Linked DNA regions of Homo sapiens: region 1 is linked to region 2. A link is a loop called in an ENCODE intact Hi-C map of the cell type or tissue named here. Cell type or tissue: IMR-90. All regions are shown on one strand.

Region 1 (5,000 bases), 380 kb after region 2:
TAATATATTTTTTAAAAACCGAATACACAGCCAGGCGAGGTGGCTCACGCCTGTAATCCCAGCACTTTAGGAGGCCAAAGTGGGCGGATCACAAGGTCAGGAGGTTGAGACCAGTCTGGCCGATATGGTGAAACCCCATCTCTACTAAAAACCCAACAAAAAAACACAACTAAAAATACAAAAAAACAAAACAAACAAAAAAACTGAATACACATAGGCCATTATATGATGTGTTGATGTAGGTCCATAACAGAAACACATGTATCTACTACTGTGATGGGGGGTGTTAATGGTGCTGAGGCCATGCACGCACAGGGGCAGAGGCACATGGGAAATCTCTGTACCTCCTGTTCAATTTGGTTGTGAATCTAAAACTGCTTTAAAATAGGAAGCGTAGGCCTGGGCGCAGTGGCTCATGCCTGTAATCCCAGCACTTTGGGAGGCCGAGGCGGGTGGATCACTAGGTCAGGAGTTGGAGACCAGCCTGGTCAACATGGTGAAACCCCATCTCTACTAAAATACAAAAAATTCGTCGGGTGTGGTGGCGTGCGTCTGAATTGCTTGAACCCAGAAGGCGGAGGTTGCAGTGAGCCGAGATTGCACCACTGCACTCCAGCCTGGGCGACAGAGCAAGACTCCATCTTGAGAAAAACAAACAAACAAACAAACAAAAAGAAGTCTATAAAACATTTTAAAAAAATCAAATATAAGGGTGAGAGAAGGTAAAAAAAAAATACATATATATATATATATGCCCATTATCCATAATCCATGATTGCTGGTAGTACATAACAAAGATAATTGAATTATCTATGGTCCACTAAAAAAGAAGTAACCATTCTGTTTCCTTTTATTAATTTAGGAGGGCACAGATAATCTGAAATAATAAAAAAAATCACTTATATATCTTTCAGATGTGTTAGAACTGAATTGGCCTATGGAAAACCAAGTTAGGAATCTTCAAGCATATAATGAATGAGAAAATATCCAGGGTAATGCAGTCAACTTGATAAAATCAAAGATGTACAATGGAAACAATCATTTCTGAGACCCATTTTAACTTCAAGCATTAGATTTTACGTTGCAGTGAAAAGAATTCCAGGTAAACTACGCAAAACAACTATTAAGAGAGGTAACACTTACAATGAGGTTGACAATTAATGGAAGCAGCTGTTCAAACCATGGTAACACCTTTTCTTTGTAGCTACTGAATATTGAGTGTAAAATATCTGACACTTTGGTCAGAATATAAACATCATTATCATCCTAAAAAAAACATACACATAAACACTCATATGGATTAAAAAGTATATTTTCTATTATCAATAGTAACATTTATAAAAACCTTAAAAAATGCAGAAAATCAATTTCTCATTCCTGTTTTAAGGGTAAATCAAGAGTCTAGAGACCGGAGTAACCCTCAAGTGTGGGTTATCATGTCTCTTACTAATCAAAGGCCAGTCTTACCTCGAAAGACAAAGGTGTGTGGCAAGAACTGTATTTATTGCAAAGATTTTCCTTGGAACATACTTAAAATAGATGGGTTGAAAAATTATCTCTAATTTCTACATTCTGAAACAAAGGTGTTTTCACTATTTTTACTTTGTTTTCAGCAGAATAATCCTCATTTCGGGGTGGATGGTGGGGAGAATGGGGTCTCGCTGTTAGTGGCAATTTGGGCCTACAAGCATGTGGGCACCTTCAGGAAGCTGGTACTACCTACACGGTAGCACTGGCCCACCAAGTGGCCACATATGAGATGCTGGACTCTAAACACACAATGAAGTATGCTTGACAGTCCTAGGTGGTTTGATGAGAGAACTAAGTAACATGGTGAAAAAGGCCCCAGACCGTCAACAGTGTGACTCTAGGCAATCATTTAACACTGGAATTTTAGGTTACTCATCTTTAATATAGTGAAAGCACCACAAAATACAAATGGTTGTTGTGAGCAGTATGTAAATGAACTAGGTAAACCTCAAGGTGTTTTGTTGAGTGAGGTATTACAACAAAATGCACATAGCACCGAAAGACATATCAGTTTAATTTCAAATTACTTATTCATAAATTAAGAGAGGAAATATATCTGACTCCTCTGCTAAAGACTGATAATTACATCAGAATGACAAGTCACATAAATCAGAAATTGAGGCATTTACAAGTCTTTCAGATGCAAGTGGTCACGTAAGTAAGTTCCAAAGGGAATAACTTACCTCATCTTGTAGTGACTCTTCGACCTGTTCATCATAGTCTTCATCTTGTCTTTTAACTAAAACACACCCAAATAAATGTTTTAAATGATTGCCAAGATGGTCAAGGATTATATTCAGAAATAAAAGCATGGAAAACTTACCTTGTCGTAATTCTTGATTTTTAAAATGTTCTTCAAGCTTTGCTTTCAATATACCTCCCAGTTCTTCAAAGTGTTCATTATTAAGGCATCCATCTCCCATTACTTCAATGCACTAATGAGGTTGAGGAAAGAAAGCAATCCATAAGATTTGGGGTGTTTGGAGTCCAAAGTTAAACTCCACTAAGAATCATATGGAAAAATGAACACAGTTCAGTATCCTGGAAGATTATTTACATATGCTTAGCTTGTATTTGTTAGAATGACAGCATTTTAGAGATTGGAGTTAGAAAAAAATATTTTCTTTTGAACACTACTGAGCATACCTAGGTGCCAGGCATCATGCTTGGTACTGAGGATTCAAAGATGGAAAACACACACACACACACACACACACACACAACCAGCTCCTAAGGAACACAATTGCTATATCCATACTCCGTACACACAACATACAAGAACACTGAAGGAAGGGCATTAGAGGTAGAAGAAATAAAATATAGGCAAAGGTATGGAAGCATGCTGTCTTTGGAAAATCAGAAGCAATTCTGAATTACAGGAGTGTAAATAAGGACATATAAAGATGCTGAGAAACTGTAAATCTTCAATCAAGATTGGAGCAAACTAGAGTTGTGCAAAATGGGAGTGACACTGTATGAGAAAGGAAGTGACTCAATGAAGAGGAAGGCAGTGCTTGAGGAAAGGAGAATGAACTGAGAGGAAAAGAAAGGAGACATCTGGAGTAGCCCAAGTGAGGCTATTTCAATGGCATGAAAAAGAGATGGGGCAATGAAAAAAAAAAAAAAGAGAAGAATTGAGGAAAGTGTAAAGAACAGAAACTGGAGATGATACCCAAGCTTCTATAGTTGGATTATTAAGTGCAAGACTAAAATACTAGAGTATTCAGAATTTCTTCTCTTTTTCCAAAGAATGCATGCTTCCATGCTGCTGCCCATATCATTCCCTCTACCTATACTGCCCTTCCAAGGCAAATTTACCCTCTTTAAAACAAACATAATAATACCAAAATATTAAAACAAAAAATTTAACATTTTTATTTTTTAACAAATCATACACTATAGCATATAAAAATTTATTTAGCTGCCTTACATCTGCAATCCCAGCACTCTGGGAGGCCGAGGTGGATCACCTGAGGCCAGGAGTTTGAGACCTGAGGAACATCTACTAAAAATACAAAAAGTAGCCAGGTGTGGTGGTGCATGCCTATAATCCCAACTACTTGGAAGGATGAGGCATGAGAATTGCTTGAACCCAGGAGGTGGAGGTTGCAGTGAGCTGCGATTGCGCCACTGCACTCCAGCCTGGGTGACAGAGCAATACCCTGTCTCAAATTTTTTTTTTTTACTTTTAGCAAGACTAATAAATGAACATACAACCTTATACATATTTTTTAAGAGAAAAATATTCACCTTTGCAAAAGAATGCATTATTTCTGAGAGGACGTCTGAATCTGGTTCTGTACCAATGGCCTTAATTAGAGCATCACACATAAAATGCCACATCTGTGTGAGATACTCAGGACCACGGACTCTTGCACACTCCAGGAGAAGAGGCATGGATTCCGCTGCTGCCACTCGAACACGTTTCATTGTTAAGGAACCTCAAAAGACTGTTTATTATTTTGCTTAAATGTTAAAGGGTTCAATGCACTAAAAGGAGTGCTAGGCAACTTCTGTTTATCTAAGATACCCAAGAGCTTGTGTTAAATATAAAGCATGTATAAAAATAGAAAAGACATACCTCCTGTCTCCTCTGTCACCTGTAATAGTGGCAGGAATGAGTCCAGCAGCAGTGAAGGGCTGCCTATTGCTCAAATGTAAACCAAAATACAAAAATGACTATGGAAGGACCCATGACCATTAGCATGCCTTAAGCTGTACCTACCTCAAAACCTTAGGTACTATCTGTTTCTAATAAAAGCAACTGAAGTATTTCCCTGAAAAAGACCACCGAGGACCTCTTCCTATGCTGGCCTTTTCAGTTTTTAATAAAGATTAAATTGCCTTTCCCTATCTAATCTCATTTATAAAATAAGGTCTTGATAACTTCCTCTTAAAAGCAATCCCGCTTTGTCCTCTGGCATCCTGGGAAGTTAAGTCTTTGTTGGGTAAAAGCTGTCTTCTGTAAAGGATACCACTATAGGATACCGTAAAAGGAATGATGACAAACGGGCTTTGGAGTCAGACAGATCTGGGTTTGTGTCTGTCTACCACTCTCGTGTGTAAAGGCATAAAAATGTACTGGAAAATATTAATTACGGCTATCATTATGTTGAGAAAGATATTGGAACGCAGATGTGGGTGGATCACCTGAGGTCAGGAGTTCGAGACCTGCCTGGCCAACGTGGTGAAAGCCCGTCTCTACTTAAAAACAAAAACAAACAAACAAAAAATACAAAAAATTAGCTGGGCATGGTAGCGCATGTCTGTGATCCCAGCTGCTCAGGAGGCTGAGGCAGAAGAATCGCTTGAACTTGGGAGGTGGAGGTTGCAGTGAGCTAAGATCGTGCCATGCACTCTAGCCTGGGCAACAGAGTGAGACCCTGTGTCAAAAAAGAATGCAGATGTGCCAAGTGATGTTTCCCCGCAAAGGTGCTATCCACATTTGAAATGTAGGGTTCTCACTGCTA
Region 2 (5,000 bases):
GAGTCAGGAGACCCCTACACTAGCTATTGTCCTAGAAAGATTGGTTGAGAGGTCTCAGGAAACCCTTTGGAAATCTGAATGCATTCAGAAGTCTGTAATATCTGCTACCTAGTATCACACCCAACCCTACCTCTGGCCTTCCTCCACTCTTAGTTCAACTTCATGCACACGCATGCCCTTGTTAAGCTAGAATGAGATCTGCAGGCTGGGTAAAGACCTGGGGGACTGGAGTCTCCCCAAAGTCAGAAGGTTTGGAGGGTGGCAGGGTAGATGCTGCTGGCTTTTCCTGACTGAGCTCTTCACAGTGACACTGAGGAGACCACATCACCTCAGCAAACGTGCTCCACCAGGCTCAAAGAATGTATAAACGGACCCTTTGGCCAATGTTATAGAATCTTTATTAGCATAGGACAAGCTCCTCTTGAGGCAAGTAGTGACTATTCGCAGCACATCAGGATGTATGATAAACAGCCTTTAAACAAACTGTAAGCACCATTAATTACACCAGGATTGCTGCTTTTGTGAATACTGGCCAAGAAGCAGAAATTAAGTTGCTTGCCTGGTACAAAGCCAGTGAGGGAAAAACTCTATGAGCAACTCTTAAAGTGAAAAATCTCATCAATACACAACTGAGTATACTGCCATTGATCAACTGCTCTTAAAATACTTAGATAAAAATCACTGCTGTAGGAAAAAGCAAAACAAAATAATGATTGAAGCGTGTTTTGCTCGGGGATGCTTACATTTGACGATTCCTGTCATACGCTGTGTAAGTTCATACCTAGTGCTCAATCGTATTTCATTACCAGACTGCTGTATAATTAGAGGGAAAAAGAAAATTCATTTGAACAAACCACTTTCACAGATAAACCACAGGATTCCACACTTGGCTCTGTTTAACTCACACTTCACTGAACACTCATAGCAAATTGACATTTTTCCTATGTCTGAACAGATTATGCAAAAATGTGTTATAACTGCAAAACCCTCACCATATAAAAAGAAGTAGTTCTTCCCACCTATTATGGCCTGTAATTGCCTAAGTCTACTTGATCACTAGTCTCCACATCCGATTTGAATTATTAATTCATATGACTCTCCAAAATTAAAATATTGAATCAAAAAGCTCCTATTGCACCAAGATATCACAGAGATTAAAAAAGTGAAGCCTAGAGACGAGGTTACAGTTTCAGCTTTGTCATGCAATAGCTGTATTAGTTATGCAAAGTCACTTAACTTTTTCAGAAGAAATGAAGGTTTGCCCAGAAGAACCTCTGAGGTCCCTTCCAGTTTAAAAATTCTGTGATTCTGGTTAAATATATAAATTCAAAGCAAGGCGTAAATAGACTACTTCAATGAACAACTCTCAAACGATCCAACAATCAGCTTGATTCAATCAGGCACTGAATCAAATGATTAGGAAAACAAAACAAAAAAAGTCTGTATAAAAATGGATTAAGTGTTCAGACTCTTTAAAACCGACTTCTGGACATTCATGTGGACAGATATCATTTGTCAATGAGACGAGCCGATCCTCCTCCATTTTCTATGCTGCTGCCAAATTCTACTCAGTGTCCTAAGCACGCCTGGTGCTTCCCTTGTGATCGGGTCGCGTGATGAGCCCAGTGAGGCCCTGGTATGGTGGCACATCAGGGAGCTATCCTTGTTAGGACTCTTTTCAATAATTTTGTAGTTACTTAGGATCTAAAAATTTTATTCTACAATTTATCTTTTTTTTTTTTTTTTTTTCAAAAAAAAAAGTACCTAAGGCTGAAAAGTACAAATCACAGGCATCAAGAAAAAGCAGTTTGTTTGTGATGTTTTTCTTACTCTGCAAGCAAGCCAAAAATTTAGCTAACACTTTTACTGTATTCCACTAGATTCGAGACAGCCTGGGTAAGAAGTGACCCTGGCTGCCCAGTACAAACAGCTGGGAAGCCCAAGGAGCACTCAAGACCAATGAGATCAAAATCCCTAGGGTCAGGGTCCCGGCATCACTAATTTTTAAAATATCTCAGAAAATTGCAACGTGCAGCTAAGGCAGAGAAACTTCAAGTGAAAACCAGGCTCTTTAATCTAAAATGCAGGAATGCTGGGTGAAAGGCAGTGACACTGGTGGGCAAGATTTAAAAAGAAGTCAATCTCTCTCTCCTTACATTTTCTTTTTTCTGGCTCAGAGAAACATCCAAGTATCACTATTCCCAACAGAGGACACTGTTCACCAGAGTGTGAATGGTAAGACTGTGTCTGTACACCAACCAAGAGCAACCATGCTGGAAAACAGTCCTTCTCTGCGCTGTACACAATTCAAAGGCAGGCATTTAGTTTGTTGACCTACTGGTGACAACAGTGCCTATTTCAAGGTGTTGCTCTTCCCTGCATCCACACTCAATAGGATTTCAGTTTCACCAAGAGATTCTGAGAGGCAGAATTGTACTTCTTAAAACATAACAATATGATCCACCAATGCAAACCTAAACCAAACCAGCAATCCCTAGTAGATCACAATTCATGAAGATTTGACAACTTTTCTAGTATTTCACAGGAAGCCTGGGAAGCAGAAATAACCCCAAATTCTTCCCATTAAAATATTCATTATTCTTGACGAAAGATTTCACCAACATAATCTCAACTAGCTATCAATTTACATTTGGCCTTGAATAGTGCCAATTCCTCACTTCATGAGGCATGGACAAAGCAGCCCTCCTTTTAAAGAAGGGGAGAATGGGAAACCCTTTTCTGTAATCTCAAGGATGCTTCAGTTCAAACTCTCAACCAACAGGAGGGTGAGCTGCATAATTGAACATACACAGAAAATTGCCATATAAATATAACACACTATACACATGATCGGATTCATAATAAAGTGTTTCTTCCTAGCCTTCAACCAGCAAAATAAACAAGCTCCTGAGAACTTGTCATTAGGACTTGCTGTTTATCTTGCCCACCTTTTCTGGAAAGCAAGCCACTTATGTGAAGTTTTGTTTTTCTTAACGATTTTAGAAGTCAGGCAGACTCTTTCAAACATGTGCCTGTCCAAAATCTCCTCTAACAAATGTAGACTACAAATGAATGAGTCACTAGAACAGATGATCTTTAGGGAAACCCTGGTCTCGTGACCCCAGGTTGCTCGGGCTGAAGACTTGGCTCCTGGCCTCCTCACTCATCCTCCTCCTGTTCCTCACTCATCCTCCTCCTGTTCCTCACTCAAACGCAGGCCACCCAAGGACCCCCGGCTTCTCAGCAGGGACGGGGAACGCAGCACTGCGGGGTTACCAAATATGAGGGGCTGACTCCCGGGGATCAGCATCTCAGAGTCTGACTCACTGGACTCAGTCCCACTGCTGGTGGAGCCCTCGGTCACTTGCAGGGGTGCCAGCTGCCCCGCCATGCCTCTGGCACACACCGACTGCACAGCAGGGACCTTAGAGGCTGCACCCATGGGGGGTGTGCCATTAGCCAGGCTTCTACCCTCGGGAGCAGCTGCGCTGGCTTGCCCCCACTTCCCACGGCCACCAAGCCCATCCATGGCCTCCGGGGTAAATGCTACCTGGCTAAGGATGAGTGGATCTGTCTCTGACTTATTACATCTACCAGGAAGATTCCGCATGTATGGCCTTGGCGAGGTGGGGGACCAGCGTTCATAAGGAGGACCCTGGTCCGGGAGAGTGTCTTCTCCCATACTCCCCTCTCTATGGTCATGTCCATTTTCCGAAACATAGCCTTGAGACCCAGTTCTGTCCCAACTCATATTTGGACTTGAACTGCTGCTGCTGGGAGACAATGGGGTGGCCAGGGGGCTGTGACCAGCCGAGCCCTTGAACATTTCATCTATGAGAGAGCTATGCCTTGGGAGTCGAGGGCTCCCGCTCATATCAAAGGTGATGTCTGCTGAATCGTCATCAAGGAATTCTCCGGAAGGAGGCCGGGAGGACTTCGCAGAGTGCGGGGAAGCCCTACGCCCAGCCTCTCTTCGCCCCTCCTCCCTGGACAGCAGATAGACACCGCTGGTCAGATCACCCTCATAATTGTCATTTGTTTGGGACCGGGACCGGGATCGGGACCGGGATCGGGACGCTTGTTCTCTAAGAAGGTCGTATTCGCTATCTACGTCACTGCAGTCAATGAAAGGAATGGAAGTACTGCTGCCTCTGGCAGCCCGGGATGCTGGACCTGTGCTTGGCTGCGGGGGCTGAGGTTTACTCTGCTGGGTCCTATCCTTAACGACCTCCTCCTCTTCCTCCGTGGGCGCCGAGGCGGCTCCGTCCGCCTGCTTGTTACCCGCGGGGCTTCTCCTCGGCGCAGGGCTCGGGTGCGACCCCGGCTCCCCGGCGGAAACCTTCGGTTCCTTTCCTCGCCGGCAGCTCTGGCCCCCTGGAGATTCGGCACCTTCTCCAAATGTAAGGCTGGTGCTCTGCTGAGACTGGGTGGGGTGGGGAAAAAGGTGCGGAGAGATAGAGAAGAGGGAGACTGTTATTCCAAGGCTGAAAACAGAAAAGGAGAGCCAGGCAAGAACACCCGAGGCCTCTGCGGCGGGAGAACTGCCCCGGAGCTCTCTGGCCTAGCAGCAATCACGGAGGCACATCTGGGCATGATCCAGAAGGTTCCTTCAGGGCGTGGCGGCTGACAGCACTGTTCCCGGCAGCACAAGCCCGGCCCGGTCTCTGCTTTCCAGGACCCGCCGACTCATGCTGGGGTTTGCTTTGCTTTTCTTTTTTGGAGGGGGAGACAGGATCTTACTCTGTCACCTAGGCTGGAGTGCAGTGCTGCAACCACAGCTCACAGCGGCCTCGACCTCTTGGGCTCAAGCAATCCTCCCAAGTAGCTGGGACCACAGTCCTGCGCCACCATGTCCGGCTAATTAAAAAAATTTTTTTTGTAGAGATGGGGTCTCCCTGTGTTGTCCAGGCTGCGCTTGAACTCCTGGGGTCAAGCAATCCTCCCACCTCAGCCTCCCAAGTGGCTAGGACCACAGGCATGTGCCACCACACCCGGCTAAT

What was found. A loop is a pair of places that touch in the nucleus more often than their neighbours do. Peaks named below come from ENCODE experiments on the same cell type or tissue, not always from the same donor. Only the 100,000 strongest peaks of a DNase experiment are listed, where the experiment ranks them.
Region 1: a loop joins it to region 2, with 2.3 times the contacts of the local background. A loop is called at or near these places in 4 of 110 quality-filtered maps.

The regions. Positions count from the first base shown.
Region 1 is chr13:98,012,995-98,017,994 of GRCh38, reverse strand. It overlaps IPO5 (importin 5), which reads right to left. Exons shown (of 29, transcript NM_002271.6): 22 at 3,781-3,953; 23 at 2,354-2,465; 24 at 2,214-2,269; 25 at 1,144-1,266. Among named protein-coding and RNA genes, the nearest start is that of IPO5, 62 kb to the right of the region's middle. In IMR-90, no CTCF peak of the experiment used is centred here; a DNase peak (open chromatin) is centred at 3,044; H3K27ac peaks cover 842 bases.
Region 2 is chr13:98,394,650-98,399,649 of GRCh38, reverse strand. It overlaps FARP1 (FERM, ARH/RhoGEF and pleckstrin domain protein 1), which reads right to left. Exons shown (of 27, transcript NM_005766.4): 13 at 4,174-4,423. Among named protein-coding and RNA genes, the nearest start is that of FARP1-AS1, 39 kb to the left of the region's middle. In IMR-90, a CTCF peak has its summit at 2,221; no DNase peak of the experiment used is centred here.